Linked DNA regions of Homo sapiens: region 2 is linked to region 1. Evidence: read pairs that join two places in POLR2A ChIA-PET (ENCODE). Cell type or tissue: A673. All regions are shown on one strand. Each heading gives the region's core, and the rest is flanking DNA. Links, peaks and the distances in the headings are about the cores only. Region 1 has its middle 5.1 kb from the start of JADE1. Region 2 has its middle 98 kb from the start of JADE1.

Evidence for each region. ChIA-PET counts read pairs that join two places held together with the same protein. Peaks named below come from ENCODE experiments on the same cell type or tissue, not always from the same donor. Only the 100,000 strongest peaks of a DNase experiment are listed, where the experiment ranks them.
Region 2: POLR2A ChIA-PET joins it to region 1 with 5 read pairs; 2 of 35 experiments call an interaction of 5 or more read pairs at or near these places.

The regions. Positions count from the first base shown.
Region 1 is chr4:128,802,384-128,806,778 of GRCh38, reverse strand. No RefSeq gene overlaps it. Among named protein-coding and RNA genes, the nearest start is that of JADE1, 5.1 kb to the left of the region's middle. RefSeq lists an enhancer at 3,235-4,154. In A673, for the core only: no CTCF peak of the experiment used is centred there; no DNase peak of the experiment used is centred there.
Region 2 is chr4:128,709,031-128,713,425 of GRCh38, reverse strand. No RefSeq gene overlaps it. Among named protein-coding and RNA genes, the nearest start is that of JADE1, 98 kb to the left of the region's middle. In A673, for the core only: no CTCF peak of the experiment used is centred there; a DNase peak (open chromatin) is centred at 1,805.

The DNA of each region.
Region 1 (4,395 bases), core at 265-4,264:
ACCTTGCCAAATCATTCCGGATCATCATTTCCTAGTCTCTGGAATAGTTCTTTTTAATTCACACCTTATTATCAGAGATGAAAAGACATTCAACAAAATAGCTACAAGGTACTCAGTGTAATAGAAATATCAAGATTCTTGTCTTTCCTGTTCGTGGTGATAATTACAATTCTATATATCCTGTACATTCTGCTGTAGTCATAAACAGTTTAATTATTTTCTTCCATAATAATGGGTTTTTATGAAATAGAAATTTGGATATTTATATTCATATTCCTGATTTTGAAACCAGACTTGATTAAACCTCTGAATGTTTACTTAGTCATTTCATCTACTTCTCTGTAGGTAAAGAATTATAAGGCCTTGATAAGAGATTCAGAATTGTTCATATTTGAAATGAAGGGATGCATACACTAAAGTCCTGTATTATCTCATTCCTTTAGGGAAATGAGCAAGAAATTCTTACTGGCAAATACCACTGTCAGTTGGTATACATTCCAACGAGATAATTTTTTTTTTTTTCAAGATCAGGGTCTCACTCTGCCACCCAGGCTGGAGTTCAGTGGTCCCAACATGGCTCAGTGCAGCCTCCACCTCCAGGCCTCAAGCAATTCCCCCACCTCAGCCTCCAAAGTAGCTGGGAACACAGGCATGAACCACCACACCTGACTAATTTTTCATATTTTTTGTAGAGACAGGATTTCACCGTGTTTCCCAGACTGGTCTCAAACTCCTGAGCTCAAGCGATCCGCCCTCCTCGCTCTCCCAAAGTGCTGGGATAATAGGCGTGAGCCACTGCGCCTGCACCCAGAGAGAAGAATTTTTTTTTTTTTTACTGTAAAAGGGCAATCTTGGATAAAATGGGTTGTATCCTAAAAGTTTATTTGCATGTACTTTAATTTTTTTGGAATTTTGTGCCAAAAATGTCTTGTTACTAAAGAGGGCTTAGATTGTTGTTTTTAAAAATAATTCTAATAACTAAATGATAAAAAATAACTTTTTATTTTTCAACCAGGCGTGGTGGCTCACACCTGTATTCCCAGCACTTTGGGAGGCTGAGGCGGGTGGATCACTTGAGGTCAGGAGTTTGAGACCAGCCTGATCAATATAGTGAAAACCCATCTCTACTAAATATAAAAATTCGCTGGGCGCGGTGGCTCACGCCTGTAATCCCAGCACTTTGGGAGGCCAAGGCAGGCGGATCACAAGGTCAAGCGTTCAAGACCAGCCTGGCCAACATGGTGAAACCCCGTCTCTACTAAAAATACAAAAATTAGCTGGGCGTGGTGGTGCATACCTGTCATCCCAGCTACTTGGTAAGCTGAGGCAGAAGAATTGCTTGAACCCGGGAGGCGGAGTTTGCAGTGAGCTGAGATCTTGCCGCTCTACTCCAGCCTGGGTGACAGACCGAGACTCCATCTCAAAAAAAAAAGAAAAAAAAAAAAGAAATTACCCAGGCGTGGTGGCGCATGCCTGTAATCCCGGCTACTTGGGAAGCTGAGGCAGGAAAATCGCTTGACCCAGGAGGCGGAGGCTGCGGTGAGCCGAGATTGCACCATTGCACTGCAGCCTGGGCAATGAGAGCGAAACTCCATCTCAAAAAAATAATAATAATAACTTTTTATTAACTTTGTTGAGTAATATTGTATGAGGGAGGGATGTAGTTCAAAGAGGAATAAGGACATATAATTCTTTTTTGTTTTTTAACACCCCTTGTCCTAATGTATGGTACATATAATTCTGAACAAGAAAAGTTGAGAGCCACAGTCAACACCTATCTGAACTCCGTGACACAGGAGATGAAGGGTAAGAGATTAGGACTAGAATTCCTTGTCTGACCTGTTGGTGAAGTCACCAGTCCTTAACAACATTTTAGCTCCTCCAGGCAGGTCATTACAACCTCCAAATATATGGAATATTTGTTTCTTGTTGGTGTCAGTACCAACTAAATTACTTTCTTCTTGAGATTCTTTCTTCCCCTTCTTTTTGTTTTCCTTTGCTTGCTTTTCATTTTGGTTGTTTTAATTTTGTTGATTTCCATACTTTTAGTGAAAGTAAAAATGTCAAAGAGAAGTAAGTATGAAATGGGATAACAGGAGATAATTCCACCAGATGGAAATGACCAAAGCTGAGGAGGTTCAAAATAAGTAAAGCTCTTCCCTAATCATGAAAGGAATACATGATAATGAAATTTTGAAAATTTAGAAAAATGAAGTAATAAAACTCAACCATATGGATAACTATTATAAACATTGTCCATTTTTTGGTCTTTTTTCTATGCATTTTTCCTAAAATTGGAATGATGCGACACATTCCATTTTACATCCTTCCTTTTCACTTACATCTTTCAATTTTTCCATTTGGGTATTAAATACTTTTATGCAATGTTTGTGCATTTCAGGTCTTTGACCCCCTCTGTGTTATTATACCTTCCTCCACAGGTTACTTTGGCTATTCATTCTCATAGCTACTCTCCCTGGACCTTGTCAACTACTGGAAATTTCTGCCATCTTTATTATCAAACTCAAGTATCTCCCATTTTGACCACTACCTTTCAGATTTCCAAAGTCTATACATCCCACCTTACCCTTCTTTTTATCTGAAAGTCCTCTGATCTACCCCTCCAGCCTTTTCTTACCAACAACAGAACGGATGTAACTCATAAGGTCTCTAATCAGCAGCAGCAGCACCTGAGAACTTGTCAGAAATGCATTATTTCCAGCCCCACCCCAGACCTACTGAAACAGAAAGTGGGATCCGGCAATCTGTGTTTTAACAACCCTTCCTGGTAGTTCTGATCCACACTCAATCAGAAAAACACTTATGTAGGTCTCACTCCCACCTACCACCTCTAACCAACTGTTTTCTGAACTTTCTTGTCTAATGTTTCTTCATTCCTCAGACAAATGTGTTAAGCAATTAGTATGTCCCAGGCACAGGGCTGGCTAGGCACTGGAGACAAGGTAAAACAGGCAAGTAGGCCTATTCTTTGTCCACGGGCCAGTAGAAAATATTAAAAAGTGATTTCAATAAACTCCAGGGTTTGGGGGAGGCATATAGCATACACCTGATCTGCCTGGTGGGAAGAGGGTGGTCAGAGAAGACGTCAGTCTAAAAATAAGTGACACTAAAGCTGAAACCCGAAGGCATCAGCCAGGTGAGGAGGAGGAGGATGGGGGCCAAATGTTGACTTTTTACAAGCCCTTTGGCTTCAGGGTAGGGAACTGGATGGGTTGGGAGGGCGGCGGGTTTGTAGACTGGAGAGAGTAAGCCTAGTTAGGAGGCTAGATGACAGTTGAAGGCAGGCTGAACTATCATTGTTGATTGTGGAGTGCAGATAGGCAAACAAACCACCCTGTGATGAGGGCATCGTTAACACTGTCTCAGCTCTTCAGAGGCCTCCAGCTCCCCCAGTTCTGGAGCTGCTGCTCTAAGGGGTACCTGGGGGATGTCTCTGGGGTTTACAGAGTCCCTGGGGCATGTCAGGAGGGTGTCCACAAGGCAGAGGCAGTGTTTGGGGCAGAAAGCAACATGTAGGGGAAACAAGCAAAGCTCCTGATGGGCAGTGAGTAGGTGGAAGTCCTGGTACAGGGGGATCCAAGTCCTCTCCCAGCACCCAGAGCTGAGGCTCAAGCAGCATGGCTGAGCAGAGGAGGCCTCCCTGACGGTGCGTGGGGAGGACTCGGGCCCCTCATAGGGGTCCTGCTCCAACCCCTCTTCTTCCAAAAGGCCTGGATCAGATCCCAGGACTCCCTAGCATCCTGGGGTCACCACCCCATAGTTTCTTTATCCCTCCACCTGAAAGCTTCATTTTTCCCCACTTTCTTCCACAATTCACCTTAATGGCCCATTATAACCTGAGCCCAAATCATTAGCAAATGAAGAACCAGGTTCACTTTTCTCTAAGGCAGAGCTGGCTTGGTGGGGAGGCGGGAGAGGAAGCAGGGAGGGAGGTACTCTCCCACTGGTTTAGTTCTAATGTTAATGAAGCAAAAAAAAGGAGGTAAAGCAGCTAAGTTTCTGTGTTAAAACTGCTTGAAAATTCACTTTTGTGTGTGTGTGCATGTCGGAGGGAGTGTGTGTGTTTCTGCCACGAAACATATTTAAATGTAGATAAGACTTGATGGGTTAGATGTCAGAGATGAAGGAGAAGTTGGAGTAAAAGATGACTCCAAAGTCTGTGGCTTAGAGAACTGAGTGGATTTCTTTTTTTACTCAACCAACAGTTGCTCATTGAGCACTGAGTTCAGGATCTATAATGGTAGACACAAATCCACCCCTGTCTTTCTAGTGTTTACTTTTATTCTCGGAGACAGTGGGAATATGATGAGTTCAATTTGAGGTGCCCAGGAGACACCCAATTGAAGATGCCCCAGAAGGCAGATGGGAACCAGA
Region 2 (4,395 bases), core at 263-4,262, 93 kb after region 1:
GACTCCTGACTTCAGCTCAGATACAGAGAAATTCTGATAAGCCAAGAATCAAAGCAACAGACAGAAGAAAATGGTTGCCTATCTTTTAGATCTAAAAGACAGACAAGTTGCAGATCATTTAAAAGGGAAAGGAGAAGCAGCAGCAAAACAAACTGCCACACTGATTATGATGGAAAGTTACCAAAGTAATTAGGGTACTGATCTTTTGTTCTCCCAGGCAGCATTCTCAAAAGTCTTGAGGACTTTTTTGTTCTTCACTTGGCTAAATGTAGAAAAGTTTCTTGTTTGACTGTAATAATGTTTCAGTTTTCTAGGTAGGAGGTGTTTTTCCTGATTTCTAATAAGTATCAAATTGTTGTAATTACATTATTTGCAGTTTATGCTCCTCAGAACTTGTTAGGGCTTCTTCCTTCCTCTGACACTGAAACTTAACTTTCAAAAATTGTTCTTTCTTTTGATATCCAAGGAAAATAATTTGAATGATGATGCTACAGTGGTTTGGACTTTTAGGTTCCTTTTTCTCTTTGGATTACAAGGTTGACACTTAAAAAAAAATCTATGGGCCAGGCATGGTGGCTCACTCCTGTAATTCCAGCACTTTGGGAGGCCGAGGTGGGCAGATCACCTGAGGTCAGGAGTTCGAGACCAGCCTGGCCAACATGGAGAAACCCGTCTCTACTAAAAATACAAAAATTAGCCAGGCGTGGTGGCATGTGCCTGTAATCCCAGCTACTCGGGAGGTTAAGACAGTAGAATCGCTTGAACCCAGGCGGCGGAGGTTGTGGTGAGCTGAGATCGCACCATTGCACTCCAGCGTGGGTGACAGAGTGAGACTCCATCTCAAAAAACAAACAAACAAAAAACACAACTATGACTATTGTGGGCCTTCACAACTCTGAGACATCTCAGAGTAAGTTGACAAGCTTTTGTTGGCCAAAGAATGGGAGTTCCCTAGGACATCTGATTCTGTGAAGCTGTTCAGTAAGTTGGGAATTTTATCTGGAGCACAAAGTACCCAAACCCATTTTTTAAGTTAAGAAAGTGTGGTTTTTAAAAAAAATAGATTCACAAAATCTTAGACACACTTCTATGATTTGAATGTTCGTATCCTCTCCGAATTTTATGTTGAAACTTGCTTCCCAATGTAACAGTATTAAGAGGTGGGGCTTTTAGGAGATGATTAGGCCATGAGGGCTTCACTTTCATGGATAGGATTAAGGCCTTTATAGAACTTGAAGGAATGGGTTGGTCCCTTTTTGCCTTTCCATTTCTTCTGCAACATGAGGACACAGCATTCATCCCCTCCAAAGTGCCCAGCAACAAGGCACCATCTTAGAAGAAGAGATTGGGCCCTCATCAGACATCCAACCTGCTAGTGCCTTGACCTTAGATTTCCAGCCTCCAGAACTGTGAGAAATAAATTTCTATTCTTTATAAATTACCCAATCTCAGGTATTTTATTATAGCAGCTGGAAGAGACTAAGACACACACCTCCTTCAAAAGCTGTAGCCTAATTCCTCTCCCTTTGAATGAATGTGGGCTGGACTTAGTGAACTGCTTCTAATGAATAGAACATGGTAGAAGTGATGTCATGTTATAGCCAATGCTAGGTTATAAAAAGGATTATTTCTGCCTGGCTCTCACTCTAGTAGATCACTTGCTCCGGGGAAAGTCAGTTGCTAGGTCATGAGAGCACTCAAGTAGCCCTGAGAGAGTCTATGTGGAGAAAATCTGAGCCCTGCCCCCAAATCCAAGTCACGTGTGTGAGCCATCTTGAAAGGGGATCAAACCTTCAGATGACTGCAGCCTCAGCCAATAGCTTGATTCTAGTCCCATGAGAGACCCCAGGCACCCACTTAAGCTGCTCCAGAACTCCTGACTCATAAAACTGTCAGAGATAATAAATGTTTATTGTTGTTTTAAGCCACTAAGTTTTGGGGAAATTTGTTATGCAATAATAGATAATGAATACAGGCAGCAATTAGCAGAGGATACTGTTCTATTCTTGAAACCCTCTAAATGAAAATAACAATTAATGTACAATCAGATAATTATTTTTCCCCAGCTATTTACATTTTATTCTCATTCATTTGAATCACAGAAATTCCACCAAAAATGCTCAGAATCTCTACTTTTCCTTGCATCTGTACACATTTGAAAGGTTGATATGTATTATTTGCATGTGAATGCACGGATGTGTATGAAATAGGAACACCAACAAATAATAATAATAATAAAAAGAAAGGAAGAAAACTGAAAGTGAGGTACAAGAGGTACAAGCCCCCTATTCTCTTTAAATATTTTATACCTTTTATCTTTTCTGAAATACTTTTTTGTCTTGGAGAAAAAGCTTCCAAGCATGCCGATTGCTGTGGCTCAAGGTCCTAGCTTACTGTAGGACCTCTTGCTCCTTAAATGAATTTCTGGTAAGTCCTCATCTTTTGCCCTCTGACAAAAGTATCTTCTATGGCACAGATCTGAGTGTATCACCTTTTCACTTAAAAATTTTCAAAAGTTACTTATTGTATACTAGATTGAGGTCTGTCATTCCCCTGTAACACCCACCCCAATGCCTGCCCCACATACATAGTTGTGTACAGAGCTCAAAACAGGACATGTCTGGGAGAATGCTTTATAAGCTGTAAGGCATAGACAAGTATGAGGTATTCTTCTCCTTAACATTCTGTAATACCTCATAAAGTCTCCCATTTTCTAGGAGATTAGAATCTGCTGGCAGCCTGGGTTTAGTAGTATCTTTCTTTTTGGTGATAAGGTTTACTGGAGTCTTTTGAATTAACTGCTCTTTCCTACATAGCACAAAACCACTATATTTTCCTATCCCTTTGCCAATCTTTTTTGTTTGTTTGTTTGTTTGTTTGTTTGCTTTGAGACGGAGTTTTGCTTCTGTCACCCAGGCTGGAGTGCAGTGGCGCAATCTTGGGTCACCATAACCTCCACCTCCTGAGTTGAAGCGATTCTCCTGCCTCAGCCTCACAAATAGCTGGGATTACAGGCATGTGCCACTGCCCTCAGCTAATTTATCTATTTTGGTATAGACGGGGTTTCGCTATGTTGGCCAGGCTGGTCTCGATCTTCTGACCTCAGGTGATCCAACTGCCTCGGCTTCCCAAAGTGCTGGGATTATATGCGTGAGCCACTGCACCTGGCCTCCTTTTGCCAATTTTAATGATGAACTTGGAAATCTCTACTCATTTTTTGTTTCAAGAGAATTTCGAAAGCAAAGGCAAGTTCAACTCCTGTGAAGTTGGCTGTTAATGTAATCTATCTGAAATGGTGGATGGGAGTTGATGAATAGCATCTTTCTGCAAACAAGCAAACCATGAATTTCGTAAGTTTTAGGTCAAGCTGAAATTATATAAGGCCAATCATTTTTCAGCATTTCATTAACTGGGTGGGATCTTTGGTAATTTTTTGAATCTGTGCCAGTTACTAAGTTTTTTCTTTTTCTTTTTGTTTGTTTGTTTGTTTTTAGGCAGAGTTTCGCTCTTGTTGCCCAGGCTGGAGTGCAATGGGGCGATCTCGGCTCACGGCAACCTCTGCCTCCCGGGTTCAAGCGATTCTCCTGTCTCAGGCTCCCGAGTAGCTGGAATTACAGGCATGCGCCACCACGTCTGGCTAATTTTGTATTTTTAGTAGAGACAGGGTTTCTCCATGTTGGTCAGGCTGGTCTCGAACTCTTGACCTCAGGTGATCCACTCGTCTCGGCCTCCCAAAGTGCTGGGATTACAGGCGTGAGCCACTGCGCCCGGCCCTCCAGTTACTAAGTTTTTACTCTCAACTTTAAATCCCAGTCTTTGATATTCTGCTTTGCCAGTGGCTTCCCTTTAGGCTGTGTCAACAGTGGGTGCAGAGAGACTGCTAGGCTGTGGGAGGAAGAAGGGACTTGATCCTTCCTGTCTGTTTTCTCGTTGCTTCTTGTTTGGCTTCCTGTCTTCTTGTGCATCCGGTGAGCTTTGCTCCAGCAACACCTCTTCCTCCCTGAAGCAGCAGTTCCTTCCCATAGCAGCAGCTGAATCCACCTTGTAATTTTCCAACACCTGCAGAACCAGCTTCACCCCTGCCTCACCACCCACTAGCACCCAGCTGGTGGGGGCTTCTTCCTTACATGCCTGAGTTTCAGCTTTCTCTAAGTTTTGACGTTTTAATAATTCCAATATCTTGCCTGGCTCTTTCCAGCCCTAGAAGTGTATGGTAGCCAAGTGAATGTCCCTCATAGAACTTCAACTATAAGGAGTATAATTAGGGTTGCTGGATTTAGCAGATAAAAATAATGAATTAAATTACAGTTAAATTTGAACAACAAATAATTTTTTATTGTATGTATATACTATGCAATATTTGGGACAAACTTATACTACAAATTTCTTCGTTGT